Regions from separate parts of the Homo sapiens genome. Here region 1 is linked to region 2. A link is an interaction called in ENCODE POLR2A ChIA-PET data of the cell type or tissue named here. Cell type or tissue: MCF 10A. All regions are shown on one strand. Each heading gives the region's core, and the rest is flanking DNA. Links, peaks and the distances in the headings are about the cores only.

Region 1 (11,419 bases), core at 1,091-9,090, 150 kb before region 2:
GTTTTCTTGCTGCTGGTGGCTATGCCAGCCTCCCCTTCTCTCTAGGAAGGGAGGGTAGCAGCCAGGGACCCAAGAGGTGATGTCATGCGACTGGCAGGTGTGGCAGCTGACCAAGGGGTTCTGGGATGGGTGCTTGTTTTCATGGGCAGTGATTGTAGTCACTCTTTGCTGGACAAACACACTCCCTGGACTCTGGCCCAGAAAAGCAATGCATAGCCAGGTGGGAAGGGCCAGCCCGCACCTGGTGACCCACACCCTGGGCAGATTCACAATTATAAATAATTGCAAGGCATTTTTCTGCCACAGAGGAAGTTGCTGTGTGACTTTGGGCAACTTACTTAATCTCTCTGGGCCTCAGTGTCCTCACCTGTAAGATGAAGATGATAATGTCTCCTTCTGGAGTTGTGAGGAGAACCTGAGTTAATAGATGTGAAGCACCTAGAAAGGTGACTGGCAACAGTAATCTTGGCAGTTTCTCCCAGTTGTTATTGATCACGGCCATTACTACTATTATTGCTAATATTCTTATTACAGCTAGTTCAGGGTCCTAGAGAAGTTGGAGGAGGGGCCTTCCATGTAGAGGGGCAGAGGGAAGGTAACGCTTTCCAGGAGGGCTGAAGATAAGCAGAAGTTTGCCAGGCAGAGAGAGGGGAGAGCATTGAGGTCCAGGGGATGGATGACATCTGCCAAGGCACGGAGGAACAAAGTTGTGGATCGGGAGGAGATCAGGCATGGCGGGGATAGAAAGGTCAGGGGCAGGCCAGGAGTGTGGGTGGGGCCTCATCCAGAACCTCTCTCCTCTTTGGATTTTCCAGACGGCCCAGCCTGGAGCCCTCTGCCCTCCTCAGCTGCACATGCCCTTGGTGAGGACTCTCTCGTGGTCTGGCTGCCCCTTGCCCTGTGCCTGCCTGGACCGAGAGCTCCAGAGGGCTCAGTGCTGCCGACCCTTTGTGGTCTGATTCTCTGCTGCAGCACGGGGCCTTGACGCCGGATACCTCCCTGAGGTTTTGTTAAATAAATCAGTGACTCTCCCTCTTGGTTCTACCAATCCCCCAGTACCTCCCCACCACCCACCTGCAATGCTCTGTCTACTTCCTCAGTTGCCCCAAATTTTCTAATTCTTCGGGACTCAACTGTCCTTTGCACAACATCCTCTGAGACGGCTCCAGACTCTCTCTGACCTCCCGTCCTCTCCTGTTCCATAACTGCTCTGAGCCTGGGCCTGCCCCAGGCTGCCCATGAGCACTTCCTTCCTTGTGTGGGCCCTGCAGTGGGTGGAAGCCTGGGCGCCAGCATCGGGCAGAGGAAGAAGCCTGCAGCCCTGGGGCCCTGCCTATGCAGCTCTTGTGCCCCCACCAAAGACTAAGCTTAAAGACCAGAAGGGCTAGAAGCTGTGAGGACAAGGTATTACTTTCCTTACAGCCCAGCGTCACTGTGCTTCAACACTGAGGCCTTGTTTGCATCCTCAAGCATTGACTACAGGTGGCTGTGGTCACAGTCCTGTTGCTGACTGCTGGGGCCCATCTGGGGCATGTGGCCACGCAACCTGGGCTTGTGCCAAAAGGGAGCATGTAGAGTCCTCCCAACCCACCAATTTCTGACTTATTCCTGTGCTTCCTGGGTAAGGTGTTTTGTTTTGCTTTTCAAATCCATCTCTGCTGGACTAATAACCCATAAACAGGACAAGAACCTTGTCTCAACTAACAACCTGCTGGGCTGAAAACAGCAGCCTCTGCAGGGCTAATTTGCTTGCTTCTGATGGACAGGCAAGTTTGTGCCGTGAGGACTGGGTGGTCTCAGGACAGGGCTTTGCCATCTGGTTGCTGTCACCAAGAGTGGGAGTGCTGTCATTGAGCTATGAGTCGGTGAGTCAGTGTCCCCTTCTCTCCTCTCTGCACTGGCGGCAAGACCCAGAGTCACAGTGGATGCTCGCGGGGGAGCTGGGATCCCAGCACTCACTCCTCATAGTTTCCTCTTCTGTCCAGGGCCATGGGAAGCAGTATCCACCTGGGCAGGCTACATTCCTGATGAGCCAAGATGGAGTTTCCGCCAGGAGGTTCCATCTAGAGGGGCTGCACTCTGAAGCCCATCGTTGTGTGCAGGGCAACTTACTTGAATGTTGAATCCTTAACAACATGGCAAGTGGATCAAATAGCTTTTGGTTATCAAAAGACACCTGGCTGGTTGAAACCTTCCATCCCAAATGCAGCATCCCTTCCTTCACTCCTCCACTCAGATTTGACTCCATAGCGCGGAGGACCTGAAGTAAGATGGGAGGGTGTGGTCTCTTCTGAGACGTACGGTCCCTCCCACCCCACCCTGCCTTCTGGACATGGCTACTGTACAGATGGCACAGGAGAGAAAACACTATGTCCTGGGACCTGGGTCCATGCCGGTGATTGGAGGCCTCCCTACTGCAGTCTGTGGCTGGCGCAAGCCCATGTGCTCCCTTCATCCCCAGGGACAGGTGTTCTTCACCTCAGGACCCTCTCTCACTGACATCCTCCCCCAAAGGGACAATCATGTGTGGTCCCCATTCTGGCCTCCACCCTGGCCCTGTCTAGGCGGGATGCCTTCTCACCCGGGAAGCCCACAGCTCTAGCCGCTCTGATGTTGGCACTCCTGCAGGTGGAGTTGTGGAGCCCTTGGGATCTTCCTCCATGCCTGGCCAGAGATGTATGGGTCTGGGACAACACGGGGACTTCCCACACTCCCCTCAGCCCTCAGCCTGTAGGGGGTTCTCTGCTCAGCTACTGAGATTACACCCATGAAGCTTCCGGCTTCAGAAAACTCCAAAGGAGAAGAAGGCGCCGCGGTTATGCCCTTGGCCTCCTGAAATGCTGGGGCCGTGGCCAGCTCTCACAGGAAGCTCTTCACCCTGCTCCACGCTGATGAACAGCCGGCAGGGGCCTGCAAGTGAGGAGCAGAACGCCAATGACTCCCTTGGCAACCTGCATCATTTGGCCTGGCTCAATGCTATGGCCAGGGGCAGGGCAGGCGGGGAAGTGGCCCCCCTCTTCCCAGGGAAAGGAGGGGCAAGCTGTCACCACGAAACCTTTCCTTCCACAAGCCGCCCTCATTCCTGCTCCCTGCCCCATCTCCAGGTGCTGTCCTGAGTGATGGGGCTGAGCAGAGACGGATGACGATAGCAGACCACAGCTCTATTTCTGGCAGGAGGAGCCTGGCCTCCGTGTTCAGCCCCTCTCTTCACACTATGGGGTATTTAATGCCTCCTCGAGTTCACCTATAGACTCAGTTACCAATTCCTGAGCACCAGGAAAGGTGCCCCTGGATGCAGCATTCAGCAAGGTTTGCTGAGTCACCAGGCAGGACACTACAACAGGACATGCTGTAGACAAGTCATTTTGTATTATACCCAGCTAACTTTTCAATAACTTTCACCAACACTTTCTCTTTTGATCCTCTTCACCGCCCTGTGAGATAAAGTCTCAGTGCTGTCATCAGTCCTTGGGTAGGAGTACAGAGTTAACTAGCGTGCCTGAACTTCAGCTGCCTTGTCTGTAATACCGGGGCCAACAGAACCCATCACACACGGGTGTTGAGAGAATTCACTACAAAGAGGTACGCAAGGGCTTAGCATGGAAACCTCAAAATGACCATGGAGGCACAGCGACTGCATCTGGGATAGGGCAGGGCTGGGGAGGAGGCAGAGTGGGGAAGCAGGACAGCTGGAAGGGGTGAGGTGGCAGGAGCGTGGCTCGGGGACCAGGCACACATGGACTTCAACCACACTTTGTCACTTATTAGTTGTGTGATAAGAGGCTCGTCACTTAAATCCTTTAATCGTTAGTTTCCACTTCTGCAAAGTGGGCACACCCACCAGCATTTATCTCTCCACTGCTGCTCCTGGAGCTTTGCCCTTGTCACTAGGCAACATGCCATCAACTAGTGTGAAAATCTACCTTGTCACTAGATGACGTGCCATCTACCTAGTGTCACTCGACAAAACCGGGAGTCACTTTGGACATCTTCTTCTCCTCACACTCCACATCCATCAGCAGTCCTGTCAATTCTATTTCTAAGCACCTTCCAAACCAAACGGCTTGCGAGCAAGTAAAATTGACCATATTGGGGTCCTTTCCAGAGATTCAGGTTCACTGTGCAGCCTTGGCCAGCTGGGAGCATTTCTTGTCTTTCCCTCTGCTGGGTGATGGAAACCCGGACTCAGGCATGGCCTACACTGAAACGCCAGAAATTCTTTATAAAATTATAGCTCTGAAGTGAGATTATTATGCGTAAACCTCTCTCTAATTTTGTTCTCCAAGAGGACACAACCTTCACTAGAACTACAATGGTGAGGAGAGTGCTGGCCCCATTGGGAAGTAGGATAATGGCCTTTCTCCGAGGGCCGGAGATGCAGGTCGGAGAGAGTGTGGTGGAAACAGGCTCCTGATTTCAAGACGGAAGATCCTAGAAGGGCAGAGACAAGCAATGGTGTGTGACCACCAGAGACAGCAGCAGAGAACATCAGATGGAACCATCACAGAGAGTCGGGCTGGAGTGATAACGGTCTGACCCACGGGGATCTTGGTTATGGCTGTTTGGGTTTAGGAACCTAAAGACTGAAGTAGATAGGTAGTCTACTAAGGTTTCTTTGGATTTGACTGGAGTCATCGCGATAGAAAATCATGGCTTTTCAACTAATCCCTAGGTAGGCTTGATTCAATTCACAGATTCAGTCCCCCCAGGAATAAATCCATTGGCCTTAAGGCAGGACCTTGTAATAACATGAATCTTTCTCCAGGTCTATCACAGAGTGACCTGGGCCATTTGTCAGGTAATTCTGCACTGGAGAAAGAACTGTTGAACATTGGTTCTGAGCTAAGACTAATTCCTGGAAACTTATAACATCACTGTGGTCTACCAGTCAGAGGATTTTGAGGCTAAGGGGATAATTGGAGTTTTAACTCAATTCACCTGACTGAAGACAATGAGAATCCAAGCCCATCCCATGTTTATTTTCCATTTTCACATGAATAGTTGGAAATGCTTAGAAATTGACAGAATCTCTACACTGACTCTTTGATTTGTAGAATAATGGCTATCATAGGCCTAGTATAGTACTGGGATGGGCCAAATGGAAGCCCCTGGAATTCTGCTTCCCTACCAAGTTATTAGTCCATACAGTTCCATATCCTTTGGGGAATTTCACATATTAGTGCCAACATGAAATATTTGAAAAAAGTGCAAGAGTAGTGATTCTTATTTTATTTTCATATAACTTGCCTATTTAGTTGATAAAGAAGACAGGTGGATCTTGGAGAGTAACCACAGATTATTGTAAATGTATTCAAGTGGTGACCTCAATTACAGCTGTTATTTTAAGATGAGGAATCTTTACACATTTACACAGCCCATGGCATCACAGTTGGTCATTTAAAGAAAATTCCTATGAACGTAAAAAGCTTCAGGAATTCAGTAGTTTGTTTTCACCTGGAAAGGATAGCAGTACATCTTCATGATCTGCTCTGTGATTACATCAGCCTTCTGGCTTTGTGGCACAATTCACCCTAACTGTCTCACCATCTCCCATGATGCAATGTTCATCTCCTACATTGCAGATATCAAGCTAGGAAACCAGGGAAAGTAGAAAGTACATGTACTTACAAGCCTTTGTTAAGGCATATGTGTGATGTAAGATAGGTGATAAACTCCATACAAATACAGGGCCATCTCACTGAAGTTTCTGGGATTCTGGTGGTCTGAGACATATTGGGATATTTGCTCCAAAGTGAAGAAGTTGTTTCACTTTATCCCCTTGTACAAAAAGGAGGCATGGGGCTTTGTGAACCCCTTTACACTTTGTAAGGAGCACACCCTGTTTGGTTGTGTTGTGTTCTTACGACTCATTTATGAGTAAGCCATAAGACACCCCAGCTTGGGTGGGGCTCACAGCAAGAGAAAGCTCTTAAGCTGGCCAAGGCTATAAGTAGCTCTGCCCCTTGGGCCTTATAACCCAATAGATCCAATGGTGCTGTTTCTTCAGTAGGTCTGAGTGTTGAAAGCACTGATAGGAAATCGTAACTGAAACCCTAAGATTTCGAAGCAAAGCTCTGATCTGTTCAGTAAGCACCTATTCTTTTGTCAGTTAGCTCCTGGAAGAATACTGGGTCCAAAGAGAGAAACTGAATACCTGACCAAAAGATGACAGATGACAGAGAGGCCTTATGCTTCTCCTTATTCGCTGGGTGTTATCAGCTTTGCCAAACAGTAAGACTGAGCATGCCTGCAGCATTCCATCACTACCTAAGAGGGACCCAAACAGGACTGGGCCCTGTACCTGGCATATCAAGAACCAGAGTCAGAGGTGGACTGGTAAATATTTAACAACCAGCTCTCTGGGGGCTCCAGCACTCATCTGTGGTGTTTGCAGAGTTCCACGGTGTAAATACTCCCATTGTGGCTGATTTCAAGGTACGGACACAGAACTGGGAAGAGACCTCGCCATCAGTTGTCATGAGCTGCAGCAAGCTGGCTCTAGCACACCACTGCCCAGAGTGGCTCATGTTTTCATATCCCTTCCATTATATACAGGAGTCTCAGAAAGTCATCATGAAATGAAGTCGATAATAATAATGGCTAGCAAAGAGGTATAGACAGTGAAAGTTTTCTTTCATTGAACTTTCTATATGTAATATATATGTCATGCTGGTTAAACATTTTCTTAAAATAAGAAGTAAAATTAATATGCAGTACAAAAGACAGATCATGAATTAATACTTTTAAATCAAATTTTTTTTGAAAAAGGGAAGAATCTTTTTAAAAAAACATTGGTCTGTAACAGTAATCAAGAACATCACAGATTTTTATTTTGAGCTTTAACTTCTGCAAGTTTGCCAAAGACTTCATCAAAATTTATCTTCTTTGAATATTAATATTCAGTGAACTCTATAGCCAGATTTGGCATTCTATCTTTGTTCATAGTTGATTAACAAACATTTTTATTAATTTCAAAATCAAAAAAATTTTTACACATGAAGCAAGATACAAACAAATTGTTTTGTAAATAAGGTCTTATTGGACCATAGACGCATACAATCACTTATGTTTTGTTGCGGCTGCTTTTATGCTGCAATGGCAGAGTTGAGTGTTTGTAATAGAGACCATATTGCCTGCCTACCATATTTATTATCTAGCCCATTAAGAAAAAGTTTGCTAACGCCAGCTTATATGATGAAAAATAAAAGTTGATTGCATTTAATATGTACAAAATTTGAATTTATTTTTTATCAAAAACCCTAAATAATGGTAAATAGAATCAAAACATTTAAAAAATTTATGTTTTCAATAAAAATCTTCTTTAAAATATTTACAATTCTCTGTGACAATTGAAAGAAAATATAATTATAATTAATGGATATCAAAATCTTACAATTGTTTAAATAAAGCTGAAGTTTTTAATTTAATTTTTTGAAAATTTAGGAAAATCATATTAAATGATTTTACAAAACAAAGATTATCCACAATTCTGGCATTCTGCATGCATCTAGTCACTAACAGAAAGCACTAGTATTACACTTCATCATATTCTTCTTCTTCTTCTTTTTTTTTTTTTTTTTTTGAGACAAAGTCTCGCTTTTTTGCCTGGCTGGAGTACAGTGGCGATCTTGGCTCACTGTAACCTCCTCCTCCCGGGTTCAAGCGATTCTCCTGCCTCAGTCTCCTGAGTAGCTGAGACTACAGGCACCCGCCGCCACACCCAGCTAATTTTTGTATTTTTAGTAGAGACGGGGTTTTACCACATTGGCCAGGATGGTCTTGATCTCTTGACCTCGTGATCTGCCCGCCTCAGCCTCCCAAAGTACTGGGATTACAGGCGTGAGCCACTGCGCCCGGCCTCATCATGTTACTTCTAATGTAGACCTACATATATACTAATTGAAGAGTAAAACGAATTGTTTAATATTGCAATATATTTCTCAGCTGCTCATGCAAAATATCAACTCCACTATTGTGAAAGATATGCTAATTATCAGGTGCCTTCAGAATCATGAATTGGAACAGGAAGAGAAGGAAATAGATGCTCAACGTTACTAGGAAACAATATTTTGCTACTAAACATAAGTCATTAAAAATCTATTGCATTGGTGCTGAGAGGATTTAACAAGTGAAACAGTTTGTATTTTCTCTTAGGGAAGAGCTTCCACCATGCAAATTCTCCTTCCCTCTGGAAGCAGTGTCTGCCTGACATCTGCAGAGGTGTAACTCACAAATTTTCCAGCATTTAGATGCCTTTTGTGTTGAGGACATTAAACAAGAGATATAGAAATGGATTTCCCTGGGGCCTGAGCAGTGCCACTCATGAGAATGGATGTTTACCCTTGTTATCTACCAGCACCAAGGCCTGGATCCTGCGTGTTTTTAAGAAGTGTGTGGGGCTGGGCGTGTTGGCTCATGCCTGTAATCCCAGCACTTTGGGAGGCTGAGGAGGGCGGATCACCTGAGGTTGAGAGTTCGAGACCAGCCTGACCAACAAGGAGAAACCCCCATCTCTACTAAAAATACAAAATTAGCCAAACGTGGTGGCACCTGCCTGTAATCCCAGCTACTCGGGAGGCTGAGGCAGAAGAATCGCTTGAACCCAGGAGGCAGAGGTTGTAGTGAGCCGAGATCGTGCCATTGCACTCCAGCCTGGGCAACAAGAGTGAAACTCTGTATCAAAAAAGAAGAAGAAAAAAAAGGTGTGTGTGTGTGTGTGTGTGCGTGTGTGTGTGTGTTCATAATATGCAGGGCCCTCTGAAGCCTGGAGCCGGGGAAGCAGCCCCTCTTGCTGGGTCTAAGGGTGGCGTGTACATCCCCCACATGGTAACTGGCCATGATCACAGTGTTGGGCTGTGAGCAATCATGCTGCCACAGGGGACCTGGCCCCAGGAAACGATTCACTGAAGGAGACACTTGACCCAAGTTGCCCAACATGCAGAGTCTCTCTCTTAGGAATTTGGAACTGTAACAGAGGGACTAAAAGCCAAATGGAGCTCATGCCAGGGTTCTGGATGAAAGGCAATCCATTTCCACCTCTGAGATCCTCCGAACTGTCCTGGACAATCTTGGATTCTGTTCTTCTGGGATTTTGAGTTCCTTCAGGCCTCTCAGTATCTTTCTAATAAAGTTTTTTTCTTTTGCTGGTTTGGTCTCTATTACTTGAAATCAGAAGAACTGTAACTAACACATCATGGAAGGAATTATCTGCATGCCCAAATTGTAAGGTGGGGTTGAGCATAAGCCAGCCTGTGAAGAAAGCCTCTGTCCAACATCTGTAGAGGTGGCCACTTTATGGGGCCACTCTGTGGTCACAGTGTCCACACTCTGTAAGAAATGGAGTCCACACCCACATTCTATAAGGAGTAGAGTCTATCTGACTCCAGGAGGCCAGGGCTCAAGCCCAGCCTGAAATTCACTTGCCCAAGGTCCTGGCTCCACTACTCACCTGTGGTGTGACCTTGGTTGGGCAAGTGAACTTTTCTGAGCCTCAGTTTCTCCCTCTGAAAAATGGCACCATGCCTCACAGGGGTTAGGTATCTGGGAACTGCCAACCTATAGAGCATCTTTGCATGAATTAGAAAAAATTGATCCTCTGGGCACAGGGCTTGGGGAGTGGACTGCAGGCTGAGCTCAAGCCCTGGACCCCACCCCCAGCTCAGCTGTGTGCTGGGGTGCAGTGCCCGCCCTGCAGTGGTGACACCTGTTTTGCAGAACATCTGGGAGGTAAAGTACACAGAGCCCCTGTGAGCAATCACTGTGCTTCCCTTTTCCTGTCCTTTCCAGAGTCTCAGGCTAATGCCACAAATGATACAGAAAACCAACTCGCAAGCTGTGGATTTTAGGACAAAAGTAGTGAAACGATTATGGAGAGGAGTGCTGTGTGAAGGTCCCTAACAGCTGATCTGGGCTCCACACCACGCCGAGTCATCATCTGTCTTCTTGATTCCTTCAGTCGTTAGTTCATCATCTGGCCAGCTTCAGGGAACACCTGTGTCCAGGCTGGTTCTGCTGGCTGGAGGGAAACCCAGATGTGAAGCCTGATCCCGGCCCTCCTGAGAAGGGGACCCTGGAGGGGAAGGCAAGACCATTCATCATCATCGTAACAGTCGGTTTCTGCATGTGTGCACCCCTTGAGGGCAGGGAGCCTTTCCACTACTCTCTCCCAGCGTGTCCTCACCCCAACTCATGAGACCAGTGGGATGGCGCCATTGATGCTGCCATTTTATAGCTGAGAAAATGAAGGTTCCTAGGACTGCGGCGAATGCCTGCTTCATAACAATACTCTCTGAAGCTGGGCCTGGAACTTGGTTTTGGTGAGCCCTGGGCTCGCCCTGGGCTCCCTCCGTGCACCCATCATATCCAAGAGAGGTGAAGCTCCTGCTCTAGTCAGATGGCAAAGCCCACCAGTGGGCCACCTTTGCTGGTAGGCAGGGCCCTGTACATGCAAACCACCCGCTGTGAATAGGCTGCCTCCTTTGCTATCGTCTGTCTCTCTTGGCACGGGAAGAGGGTCCGGGTTTATTCTCAGACTTTGTTTTGTTCCTCTGCATGGAAAGTGTGTGGGTTTGGGCATGGCTGGCCAGAGAGATTTGGATTCATGTTTGTGGGGAGATAGGATGCCTCCCCACCGGGAAGGACCAAAGTGCTTTCTCTGTCTCAGCTTTCCTGGAACTCTGCACTGGGCAATACTGGACGAGAGGCCAGTTTTTAGTGAAGTGGTTATTAGTTTCCTGCTTGGTATGTCACAGGTGGGGTTCCCTGGAAAGCAGCTGAGATAGAGATTTGCATTGGAGGTGTGTCCCCAGCCTCTGTACCTCAGTGCCATCACTCAGCCATTGATGGGTCCCACTGAGGAAGGGTCGTGCTCTTGGGCAAGGGGGCTCTCTTCTGCCTGCAGGAAGAGGAGGGCAGGGGGCGCTGGAGACATCTTAGCAGCTGGGGAAATAAGTCCTCCATTCCTGAAGTGGGGTCCTGTGGCCACCTTGCTATTGGTCTTCTTCGCACACATCTCCTCAGGACCCCGGAGGAGCGGCGGCAATTCGCAAAGCAGGAATCTTGCGTTGCTGGGTCCTCCGGCTAAATGCAGCACATGTTATCAGAACCTCCCGCTGACTCTAGATGGCGGAGGGGTGAGCACTTTAGGCCTTGGGCTTCGTGGGGCATGGGGATTTCAGGGAGGCCTGGATGCTGGGATGAATTTGGGAGAGGCGATTGACCTGTGAGGTGGGCTGGGATGAGCGTAGGGAGGGGATGTACAGGGTCCTCCATCAGTCAGAAAGCCCTGCCTGGGCGGGACAGGCCTGCTGGATGGGTGCCGGGGCACCTTTCTGCCCTCCCTGTCCTCTCAGGGAGACACAGGTTGCCGTTGTGGGGATGGGGACGGGCAATAGGTCACAGCCCTGGGTGGCAGTGGGGA
Region 2 (11,419 bases), core at 1,024-9,023:
CAGCCCAGCAGGAGGTGATGGGCAGAGGTGGGCAGTATGTTCAGAAGGAGGCTGGCCAGAGGAGGGGGTGGACCAAAACCCAGCCTTGGTGGAAACCTCCCAAGATGCTGCAGGAAGGACATCAGTGCACGTGGATCCTGAGCCCCAGAGGAAAGTCCACTGCAAAGTCCAAAGAATTAGTGGCAGGTGCTTTGCAAATCCTGTGTGAGATGCCATGTTTTGTGGGTTCTGGTGCCGGCTGTGTGACCTTGGGTAAGTGGCTTTGCCTCTCTGAGACTTGTCTTCAAATAGGCCAGAGGCATGGCAGATGGCATCACACCTGCTCCCCAGGAAAAACAGCTGTGTGCTCAGCATCAAAACAGGGGCTCCACACTGGGCCAGGGGGAGCATCTGAAGCCACTTTCTCACTCACCTAGCGGTGGTGGGGTGGGGCTGGGCTGTGGCTGGTCTGCCCAGCCAGGTGAAATCAGGCACTCAAATGGGGTGCCCCTACCCTCTGATCTCACAATCCCACCTCTAAGCAGCTGCCTGAGGGAAAGAACCCGAAATACATATATGTAGCCAGAGTCATTGATCGCAGTGCACTTATAATGGTGAGAGATTAGAAATAACTAAGGTGTCCAGCCCCAGGGGCGGGATTTTGTATGTGTGGAACTGTCACTCAAGGGAGTAACGTATGGATGTTAAACCTGATGTTTACACAAATTTCTCATCATAGAGGAAATACCTCTGATGAGATGTTAGGTACAAAACTTGGAATTATAAGAGTATGTACAGAACTTGGGCTCTGCAGTCAGACAGGTCTCAGGCTGAGGTGCAGGTAAATGAATGAGGCCCAGGGAAGCTGGGGGCACTCCATCCACAGTAAAGGGGACGATCGCATCAACTATGCAAAACCACCCAATACACATGTATGGAGGTCTGGGAAGAAATGAACCCAGTTCTTATCTTGGGGTACATTATTTTTCTTTATTTTATTTCACTGTTTCATCCAAATTTTCTCTACAGAACATAATTTTAATTCTAAAGTGAAGCCAAATAACTTTATGCTTGTTTAATATACAAGGCTGGAGGTGCCCCAGGCCCAGCCTGATGTCGCTGAATGCCTGGGTCCCCATAAAGTCTAGTGAGGGGATATGAATGATTGGGTGCTGCCCAGCCCCTCCTCCACACAACCCCTGTAGACACATGGCCCACAGGGCCAGCCGAACTGGCGGCCCCTCCCAGGGGGGCGACGGGTCCAGTGGGGCAGTGAGTAATGCACCCTGGGCGGAGGCTCAGGACTGAGGCCAGATGCAGTACTTAGGTTGTTTTCTCATCAGAAGTGCAGGGGGTGGAGGCGGACCTCCTGATGGGTGCCTGCTTGCCACTCACCTGGGCTGACTAACCTCGCTGAAGCACCTTCAGGCCTCTGGCCATACCAGGTGGGTGGCAGGAGCTGCCAGGACCAGACTGGCTGCTGGCCTGGAGCTGAGGGCCCCTGACTCATGGGAACAATGACTCTTCTCTCCCCAGACCTCTCTTCTAGCTCTGCCTGAAGATAAGTCCCTTTGATAACCATGTTTCCAGTGTAGGGAACTATGCCCTGGCAAAATCAGAAAGCTGTCACAGGCCTGGGTTGACCCCTACCTCTGCCATGTTAGCTGTGTGGCTTTGGGAAAATCACTTCCTCTGTGCCTCATTTCCCCTTCTGCAAAATGGGGATCAAATCAAGACCTTTCTTACAAGGTTGTGGAGAGAATGGAATGAGACGGCACCATAATGAATCCTCGCAGTGCCTGTGTGCAGTGGGAACTAATTCATCATTGCTCCCTCCCTCTTTCTGTTCCCCACGGCACGTCCTTTCCTTATTCTGACAATGAGCCTGAATTCCCAGTGTGGCCACTCTAGGACCCAACCTGGAGCTGCTGCTCCCCGGCATCAAAGGTCTTGGCTTGAGACTCCTTCCCTCAGATATAGGTGCTGATGTGTCTGTCAATGGCTGTGCCCTGCAACTGGAGGAAGACAGTGGACTACATAATCACAGGGTCTTCCCAAACATGACAGGAACCAAGAGAACACAGATAATGATCAGGGACCCTAAGGTAGGCCTCAACTCACTCCACATTAGCACAGCCCCCAGATACAGGAGGGCAGGCAGGCTGGGGAACTGCTGGCCAGCAAGAGGGACCTGTGGCGTGGAGAAGAAGGAACTTCCTTCAGCCTGCAGGGAGGAAAGACCCAGCCTGGGCTGAACCCTTGCTCTGCCACCATCAGCTGTGTGACCTGGGGCCATTGGCATCATCTCGATGAATCTCCTCACCTGCAAAGAGGATAAACAATAGCAACTGGTGGGTTTGTTGGGTGATAGGCACAGGAAGGAGACTCAGGAATTGTATTCTACTAGGAATGGTGCAATTACAGTGCAATCACAGTGCAAAGGCTATTGAAGCCCAACCACTTTTCTGAAGTCCCCTTAGGGCTACATAAGCTCTGATAAAAGATACCTGCCACTCTCACAGTGGTGCTTCGTAGACAGTAAGCCTTCTAAAGAAAGGGCTGCTGGCCAGGCGCGGTAGCTCACGCCTGTGATCCTGGCACTTTGGGAGGCCAAGGCGGGCAGATTGTGGGGTCAAGAGATGGAGACCATCCTGGCCAACACGGTGAAACCCCGTCTCTACTAAAAAAAAAAAATTAGCTAGGCATGATGGCGCGTGCCTATAATCCCAACTACTTGGGAGGCTGAGGCAGGAGAATCGCTTGAACCTGGGAGGTGGAGGTTGCAGTGAGCTGAGATTGCACCACTGCACTCCAGCCTGGCGACAGAGCGAGACTCCATCTCAAAAATATAAATAAATAAATAAAAGAAAAAAAAGAAGAAAGGGCTGCCATGAAACTCATTCTACTCAGGCAAAGGAAGCCTGGGTGGGGCCACTCCCTAAGGCCACAGTGCCGGAAGATTGGGAGTTAGGGTGCGAGCAAGGGTCTTCCCACCCATGACCCTGGAAGCCCCTCCCCTACCCACTCACTCCTGCAACCGCCACCCAGCCTTCTGCAGCCACACAGTGTTGTGTGAAGTTCTCCCGAGCTCCGTGAGGCTCCCTGAGGAGCCCCTAAGCTTCCATGCCTACAAGCAGGGAAGTGCACAGGAAAATGTGGTAGGAGAGACACAGTCCGTCACCTACCAGTCCCAGCCTCGAAGCTCATTCCGTCATTCTTTTATTTTACCAAGCAGGTAGGATTTCATTTGGAGAGACTGGGGAAGGAAATCCAAATGGGAGGCAAGACCCAGGCAAAGGTGTGGAGGCTGGACAGGGAGAGACCACCAAGAATTCAGGGGCGGGAATTCAGCCATGGGGAGCCTAGGTTCAGGCAAGGTTAAGGAGAGGGAAGGTTTATCCCCATGTCTGACCTACCCCTTCAACCGTCCCCCCACTGGCCCCAGCAGCCCTGCCCAGAGCTGCCTGCTCCTCGGGGGACAGGGGTGGTGTTTGCAGCCCCCTTAATATCTTCCCGTGGGCACATATCAGCATTTCACCGGCTCCCTGGCAGAGCAGGCTATGTGATAAGAAATCCAGGAAGTTCAATAAACTCAGAGCGCTTGGCCACCACCGTGGCTTATGCCAGAATAAACAGGGCCTGGCATGGGGTTGCAAGGCCCTGTCCCAGGGCAAACACTGCCTTTTGCCAAATAGGGAGTTGTTTTTGCAAAGGCAAGTGTGTACCTGGGGGGCAGAAGAGCAGTTCCGCCAAGCCCCTTGACCACTTGCCCCAACCGGGCTCTGACATCAGTTCTTACTAGTAACGACAGAGGCCAGAGGGGAGACTCTCACGGCCGTGAGTGAAAGATACAAAGTTGTTACAAAACAAAAAAGGAAGGAGAATGAGTAATCTCAGTCATAAAGCTCCCAAACAGCAGTTCAAACCCGCTCAGGTAATCCGTGCATCATGCTTCCTGCAGTCTCCGTGTTGCCAACACCTCATCTTGCTTGATCTTAAAGCGCCCTGTGAGGTTGGCAGGGAGGGGAAGATGAGCCAGCCCTGCTGACTGGGAAAATGAGGGGCAGAGCACCTAACAAAGGTTCAAGTTCACGTGGAAGAGCATAGAGGGCCAGGCCTGGCAGGATTTAAGCAGTTGCTCCACCGCACACCTTAGGCAGGTCCTCTGGGCTCTGGGAGTCTCAGTTTCCTCATACGTAAAATGAGGCTTGCAACTGCTACCCACAGATAGGTCCTGGGTTTCTTTCAGGTAAGAGTTTTGAAGGCCTTTAGCCCTGCACTTGGCCTGCACAGACTCTCAGGAAAACAAGTTCCTGTCTTGGGCCTAGGGTACCACACCAACTAGGGGCACAGTGGCCTTCCCGGCACCCCATTGGTAAGCCGAGCAAACAAAATATTCGCTTCAGGAGGTGCTGAAGTGTGCAAGAAAAGTTGTCTGCCTGTGATACACACCCTCATTGCACAATGACCAGGACATAAGAGAGCTCATGTGTGTGCGTGTTCGTGTGCACACACGCCCTCTCTCCAAAGGCCCTCGCTCCAGCAGTTGCATCATACATCACAGGCAGCTCCTTTGTATCCTGCAATAAAGTCATTTAATGCTAATGATGAAATGTATGCCCTACAGTGCTCGTTATTAATAGGAATTAGATGTATTTCAGGTAACAAAACAGTGAGTCATGTGGGCAATGAACACATCGTGCCAACCCGACCCGTGGTGGGACTGACGTGGTTCATGCTTGCCCCTCCAGAAAGAGCCACGCTCCCACAGCAACTACAGATTAATAAATCATGGCGTGGCTCTAAAGCTGGCCCCCAGGGGCGCAGGACTCAGGACTCACCTCTGGAGCTACCAGTGTGTCCCACGTCTTTTTCTTCCTGATGATTTTGAAAGCATCTATTCACTGTCATCACATCCTCCCCTCATATTCGCTTGTACTGTGCTCACTGTATCTGACCCCTCAACACCAGACACCCACTCACATACTGACACCTTAGTTTGTGCCAGACCCCACAGAACTAGAGCTAGACCCAGAGATAACCCATAGATACACACACAAACGCACACACAACCTGAGTTGCACAAAGATGTGTGCTCATACAGACCCGTGCCCACAGAGGTCGCAACCACACATGCACATGTGTGTCTCCTCAAGGCTTAATTGTCACCTCCTCTGTGAAGCAAGAGCCTCATCAGAGTACTCATCATCAGGAGAGCCTGGGTTACGTTGCTGTAACAAGTAACACCAGATCCTGGTAGTTTTTGGTAGTCAGGTGGAGGCTCTGCTCCACACAGTCACTTGGGGATTCAGGCTGCCAGCAGCTCCATCATTTTGCATCCTGAGCAGCTAGAATGTCCTCAGTGGCTGTGGCAGGGGAAGAGAAAAGGCAGAGGGTGAAGCCTCGGGCTAAAGGGAGGTGTCACCTGTGCCCTATTTCATTGGCCAGAATTAGTCATATGACCCCACCAAACTGCAGGGGCAACGGGAAGTGTAGTCTTCTGTGTTTGCATTCTGTATCTTGAAGTCAGGAATGAGTTCCCTGGGGCTAAAATCAAGGCATCAGTAGGAATTGTTCCTTTGGAAGGCTCCAAGGGTGCTCACATTCCTTGGCTTGTGGCTCACCCCTTTCCTCCATTTTCAAAACCACAGAATAGCATCTTCTATTCCCTGTGACCTCCTGCTTTCCTCTAACAGGGACCATTGTGCCCGCCCTGGTAATCCAGGATAACCATCCCTCTCAAGGTCCGTATCTTCACCACATCTGCAAAGGTCCTTTTGGCATGTGAGGTCACATCCACAGATCTGGGGGAGTAAGACATGGCCATCTGTTATGGACTGAATATTTGTGTCTCCCTAAAATTCCAATGTTGACATTCTACCCTGCACTGTGATGGTGTTAGGAGGTGGGGCCTTTGGGAGGTGATGAGGTCATGAGGCTGGAGCCCCCATGATGGGATTAGCAGTCTTAGAAGAACAGGCAGAAGAGTTTGCCATGGCTCACTCTGCTCTCTTCCATGGGTATGCATAGCAAGAAGGCAGCCATCTGTGAGCCCAGAAGAGACCCTCCCCAGAACCCAACCATCCTGGCACCCTGACCTCAGACTTCCAGCCTCCAGAATCGTGAGACATAAATACCTGCTGTTTAAGCCACCCAGTCTATAATATTCTGTTCTAGCAGTCTGAACTAAGGCACCCTCTTGGTGTGGCACATTATTCTGCCTAGCACAGCATTCCAGAAAGGAGAGAGATGGCACAGGGTTTTGAGGACACACAGCACTGCCCCTGCCATCCAGCTCTCCTCCCCTGCACTGTCATTGCCCATGCAGCCTCTCCAGAGAAGCAGTCGCGCTCTGTAGGGGCAGGCGCCGGCCATGAGCATCTCTGCCCAGCAGATGGCTGGCAGATAGCAGGGGCCTGGGAAGGCCTGTAAGAAGGGAGAAAAGAAGAAAAATATGAATGAATGATTTTGGCAGGATCAACAGTTGTGTGAAGACAGAAAAAGCATGAAAGAAAGTGGATTCTAACGAATACAGAGGCAACCACATCACACAGAGCCAACAGGGGAAGGGGGTGGCCCTGAAGTGGAGGTTCTGAGGGAAGCAGCGGCGTTTCATGCCCAGATATGGAGGAATGGTGAGCACGAAAAGTGTGGAAAGAAAGGGCAGAGGGAGGCAGAAGGAAGCCCTTAGTCTGAGCCAGGCACTGTGCTAGGCATTTTACCATCAGCGCTCCCTAAGGTCTGCACAACACCCTTGCACGCAGTGCCCTGCAGATGAAGGGACTGAGACTCGGGAAGAAGTCCCTGATCCAAGTTCACATGGCTGGACAGTCTGTTGTGCCAGGATTTACAGGCCTTGCTTGGCTGGTTCTGAAACCAGCTGCCATCCCAGGACACCCAGCTCTGTGGCAAGCTTTGACACACTTACAGTGGCCTTAGTGTCCCCACCTCTTTAGGTCTCAGATCCTTCATCTGGAAAATGAAGAGGTTGGGCTAGGTAATCCCCAAGCTCCCTCTCAGCTCCAGCCTCCTTGGGTCCTTGGGCAGCTCTAAATCAGAATGGAGTTCCTGGAGGGGCTGGGGGTCTGAACTTCCTCCCACTGACAACAGACACGCAGTTCCATCTGTGTTGCCAAGACAATCCAGGGCAAGGAGGGAGAGGCCCAAAGCAGAGATGACTCCATGCCCAAAAAATGAGTATCATAGCAGCCCACAGGATTGTGCAAGCTGCCCGTGAGGCTGCCAGTCGGCCTGGCCCGGAGGAGGGCTGTTTACACTTCCCAAGTGTGTTTGCAGTTAACTCCATCCGCCTGGCCCGTGTGCACAGCCCTCAGGGCTGCCAGCAGCGTCTATGTGGAGACAACAGGAACGGATCTCACCAGGCCCTTTATCTCAGACACCAGACACCCATTTGTTCATTCATTCATTCATTCACATACATGTTCATTTCCTCATTCATTCCCATAGTGTTTGCCAGGCATTGTGTAAGGCACTGGGGACACAGAGGTAAACAAGATAACGCTCTGAGAAGTCTCCAGGACCCAAGAACCTCGAAGAACAGTGAGACACTAAATATAGAGAATGACTCTCCCGGCCAGGTTGGTACAATGAGTTATGTGCTTGGAGTTCAGGGAACACAGGGCAGGAGACTTCGGTATCTTCCTATGGAAAATATTTAACCACTAGTTGAAAAATCAAATAAGATAATAACTCTGTACTCAATTGTCTTTGGAAATATGTTTTCTCATGAACGCGGATATGTGAAAATGTCACATTCAAAGTTTTCTTTAAATCCTATTTGAAGCCTGGCCGGAAAAAACCACCTTAGTTACTTTCAGGACTCCCAGGTTCTGAGGCCAAGCAAAGGGCCTGGGGTTTGCACAGTTTGCTAGGCACCAGGGAGGGTTCCTCAGAGGTCCCTGTTCTCCCACTTAGCATGCTCCTTGACGCCCAGTGGCTGGGGCCAGGTTGAGGGCTCAGAATGCTGGAGCATAGCTGTGTTTTGACTCCAGCTTCTCTGGACAGACAGCAACTTTTGGAAAACCATGCCACATCCCAAGGCACTGCTATGGAAAGGGCTTAGGTCAGGCCTCTGGGACTTGGGCGTTCTTCCCAGATACTAGAAACCTTCCTTCTTCCCTTTTCCTTCCCACTCATCTTTTTTTTTTTTTTTTTTTTTTTTTGGTGTTTTCTTTCTTGGCCTTCTTCTTTCACAAAGGACAGGAAAAGATGTTTCCTGCAAGTAGATTCAGGCAAATATCTGCAAATGCCCCTGAGACTAGGAAACAGAAAGAAGTCTGGCTACATATACGGGACATTGAAAGGAAAAATACAAAGGGAAAACGCCATAAATTCATATTTCAACAAATTATCTGCCTTGCACAGAAATAACTGTCTAATTTTGTTTATCATTTCTTTAGGACATATTTCCAGGAGTAAAACCAAGAGATCAGCACATTTTGAAGAATGTTTTTCAAGCTGCTTTTCTAAAGGTTTATACCAATTTACCCTCCCGCCAGCAATGTGCAAATGTTGTCTAGTTCACCACACTATCACCAGCATCAAATGTTAGGATATTTTATTTTTTCCATCTTTGAGTATTTTGTAAACTAAAGAACTTTATTTTCAAAATATTTGCATTCATGTCACTTACTGATTTTACAAGTATTTTATTTCCAACACTCCCTTTAAATACAGAAATTCCTGTTACAGTGTGAGTAGATAGACCCTAGGGATGCCTTAGATTTTACTAGGTCACTAATAATGTGTCCTTCCAGGTGTCTTTTCTCACCCAAGACACCTTTCCCTCTTTGACTGGGAAATTCTAATTGGTGCTTCCGTGTCTCCCCACCTTCAGAAATCCTCGATGCAGTCCCTAGCAAGGAGGCTGCCCAATGGCCTGATTCATACCTGGATTATCAAATCCACCACCTCATGCTGTGGGAGGGGGGCAGGCCTGTGTGCCTCAGTCCTCACTGAGCCTCAAAGAGCCTCTGTTTCCTCCACAGCAGTTAGAATGGTGCCTGTCGCTTGGGGTTGGGTGGGCATGAGGCAAGATAAAGTCTGGAAAGTGCTCAATAAGCACCCAGCACTACACACTTAGTGAACTTAAGCTATTATACTGTTATTATTACTATTATTATTCTCCTTCTCTCTCTGGAAGGCAAGGAAATTACTTTTATCTCTGGATCTCTGGTTGTGGGCCCAGAATATCTAAGTAGATCAATCAAACTGCTATTGAGTAAGCATTTCTCTGCCCTTGGCACCAGCTTTCCATATGTAAGACTGGGCTGTGAGTACTACAGTACTATCTTCTCCGGCAGGTGGCTGCTTGGATGACTCCACTCCCATTCGCTCACTCCCACACCTCCCACCCATGCTTGCCTGGCCCTGCCATTAACACTGCAGAAGAACATCCAAGTGTTTGCATTCCCAGCATCCCTTGCTGCCAGGGTTGGCCATGTGACCCACTTTTGGCCGATGAGACACCAACAGGGTGCTCCTGGGAGACCCTCTACTTTCCCAGGGAGTCGAGGCTGCCATCTTGCCACCACAAGGCAACGAGGAGGCCCACGTGCTAAGGACGATGAACAGAAAGCTGGGAAGAGCCCAGTACTTGGCATCACCAGCAGCTGACCAAGGCCATCAACCACTCGTTTTCAGAATTATGATGTCAGAAAAATAAACCTAATTTTGTTTAAGCCACAGTGAGTTGAGATTCCCCTTAAGTGAAGCCAAACGTTTCTATCTGATACCCATGAATGAACGCTTTAACGTGCTCATCAAATATTATGCTCCCTACTTACCTTTTCTTCTTTCTCTTTAAAAGGCCCTTTGCTGGCCCTTAGGGAAAGCCAAGGGGCCCAGGAACTCACCACATGTTTGAATCAGGGGTCTGATGCTGAAGAAGCCAGTGGCAGTATAACTTACCCTAAGCATTTCTCACCTTCTCTACCCCAAATAGGGGCTGGGGATCAAGGACTTCCTGAGGGCTAAGATGAGAGGAGCAGGCCCAGGAGATCCAAGGAACAGACCAGAAGATACAGCCCAGGAAAGGGGGGTTGCAGGCTCAGGCCCTTGGGCCAGCTGGGTGCTCAAGGCTACACCCTTTGTGAGGCTCCCACCCTGGCTCCCTGCAGCCCAAGGGAAAGGGCTGTCTGCTAGTGACCAAGTGGGCGTGATGGGTCTCCTGTGTCTTTGACTCCACCAGACTCCCACAGCCTCATTCAGGGCATAAAGAACCTACAACCTGCCCTTTCTTTTTTTTTTTTCAAGACAGAGTCTCACTCTGTTGCCCAGGCGGGAGTGCAATGGCACAATCTCGGCTCACTGCAACCTCCGCCTCCCGGGTTTAAGCAATTCTCCTGCCTCAGCCTCCCAAGTAGCTGGTATTACAGGCATGTGCCACCATACCCAGCTAATTTTTTGTATTTTTAGTAGAGAGGGGGTTTCACCGTGTTGGCTAGCCTGGTCTCAAACTCCTGACCTCAGGCGATCTACCTGCCTCAGCCTCCCAAAGTACTGGGAGAACTTGACCTTTCTAAAGCCCTAAAAGCTAATGTTTGAGTGTCTGCTGTACATCAGGTTCTTTTCATCTTCATGAAAGTCCTTCGATACAAGACTTTGCATCCCCATTTATAAACGAGGAAACTGAAGGATCAAGAGGTCAAATGGTTCGCCCAAGGTCACACTGCTGGGAAGAGGGGGAATTCTGTTTCCTTCCCAGAAATAACCACCCTACAATAATATGTTGCTTCAGAGCCTATTTTATTCAGTCTCCCAGACAAACACTATTCATTGCCATCTGAGTGCCTTTGTCCCAGCTCTGCCTGTCCCTCCAGCCTGGAATACCCTCTGGCCTCCACTGGCATTCCAGCTTCAAGACTCAGCCTCACTCCCTCCCTAATCATAAACAGCCATCACTTATGGAAAGCACACCACAATATTTTACAGCAGTCCTACCCGACAGGTCCCTGTATCTCTGCTTTCCAGATGAGGAAACTGAGGCTCAGAAAGGAGCATTTTCTGGCCTCTGTCACACAGCTAGTAAGGGGGGTGGCCAGAAGGCAAAGCCAGCTCTGCCAGGGCAGTGTCCTCAGAAGAGCCGAGAGAGGGAGGAGTTGCTTCCAGGTCAAGGTCAGGCCTCCAAAAAGAATGCTTGGTCTGGGCCCTTCTCTCCTCCCCCACACTTGGCCCTGCAAATTGGCTTTGACCTTTCATGCCCCTGCCTTTGAGCTTCTCCCCATTCAATTGAAATCACAAAGGAAGAAAAGAGGGCTGGCGAGAGGGAAAGGCCCCTCCTGGCCCAGGCCCAGGTCCCCAGCCACGCCCCCGCAGGCGCATCGAGCCCTCCAGGGTCTGTTTGCACAGTTGGGGTGCTGCGCTAGGAACCCCACCTCCGGGAGAAAGGCACCACGAGGTCATCTGTTTACTCTGGGAT

The links. ChIA-PET counts read pairs that join two places held together with the same protein. Peaks named below come from ENCODE experiments on the same cell type or tissue, not always from the same donor. Only the 100,000 strongest peaks of a DNase experiment are listed, where the experiment ranks them.
Region 1: POLR2A ChIA-PET joins it to region 2 with 11 read pairs; 2 of 35 experiments call an interaction of 5 or more read pairs at or near these places.

The regions. Positions count from the first base shown.
Region 1 is chr2:120,614,718-120,626,136 of GRCh38, reverse strand. No RefSeq gene overlaps it. Among named protein-coding and RNA genes, the nearest start is that of GLI2, 120 kb to the left of the region's middle. In MCF 10A, for the core only: no CTCF peak of the experiment used is centred there; DNase peaks (open chromatin) are centred at 5,556 and 5,886.
Region 2 is chr2:120,466,276-120,477,694 of GRCh38, reverse strand. It overlaps LINC01101 (long intergenic non-protein coding RNA 1101), which reads left to right and starts at 11,346. Exons shown (of 1, transcript NR_027181.1): 1 at 11,346-11,419. RefSeq lists an enhancer at 11,050-11,419. In MCF 10A, for the core only: no CTCF peak of the experiment used is centred there; DNase peaks (open chromatin) are centred at 1,404, 3,774, 4,574 and 7,214.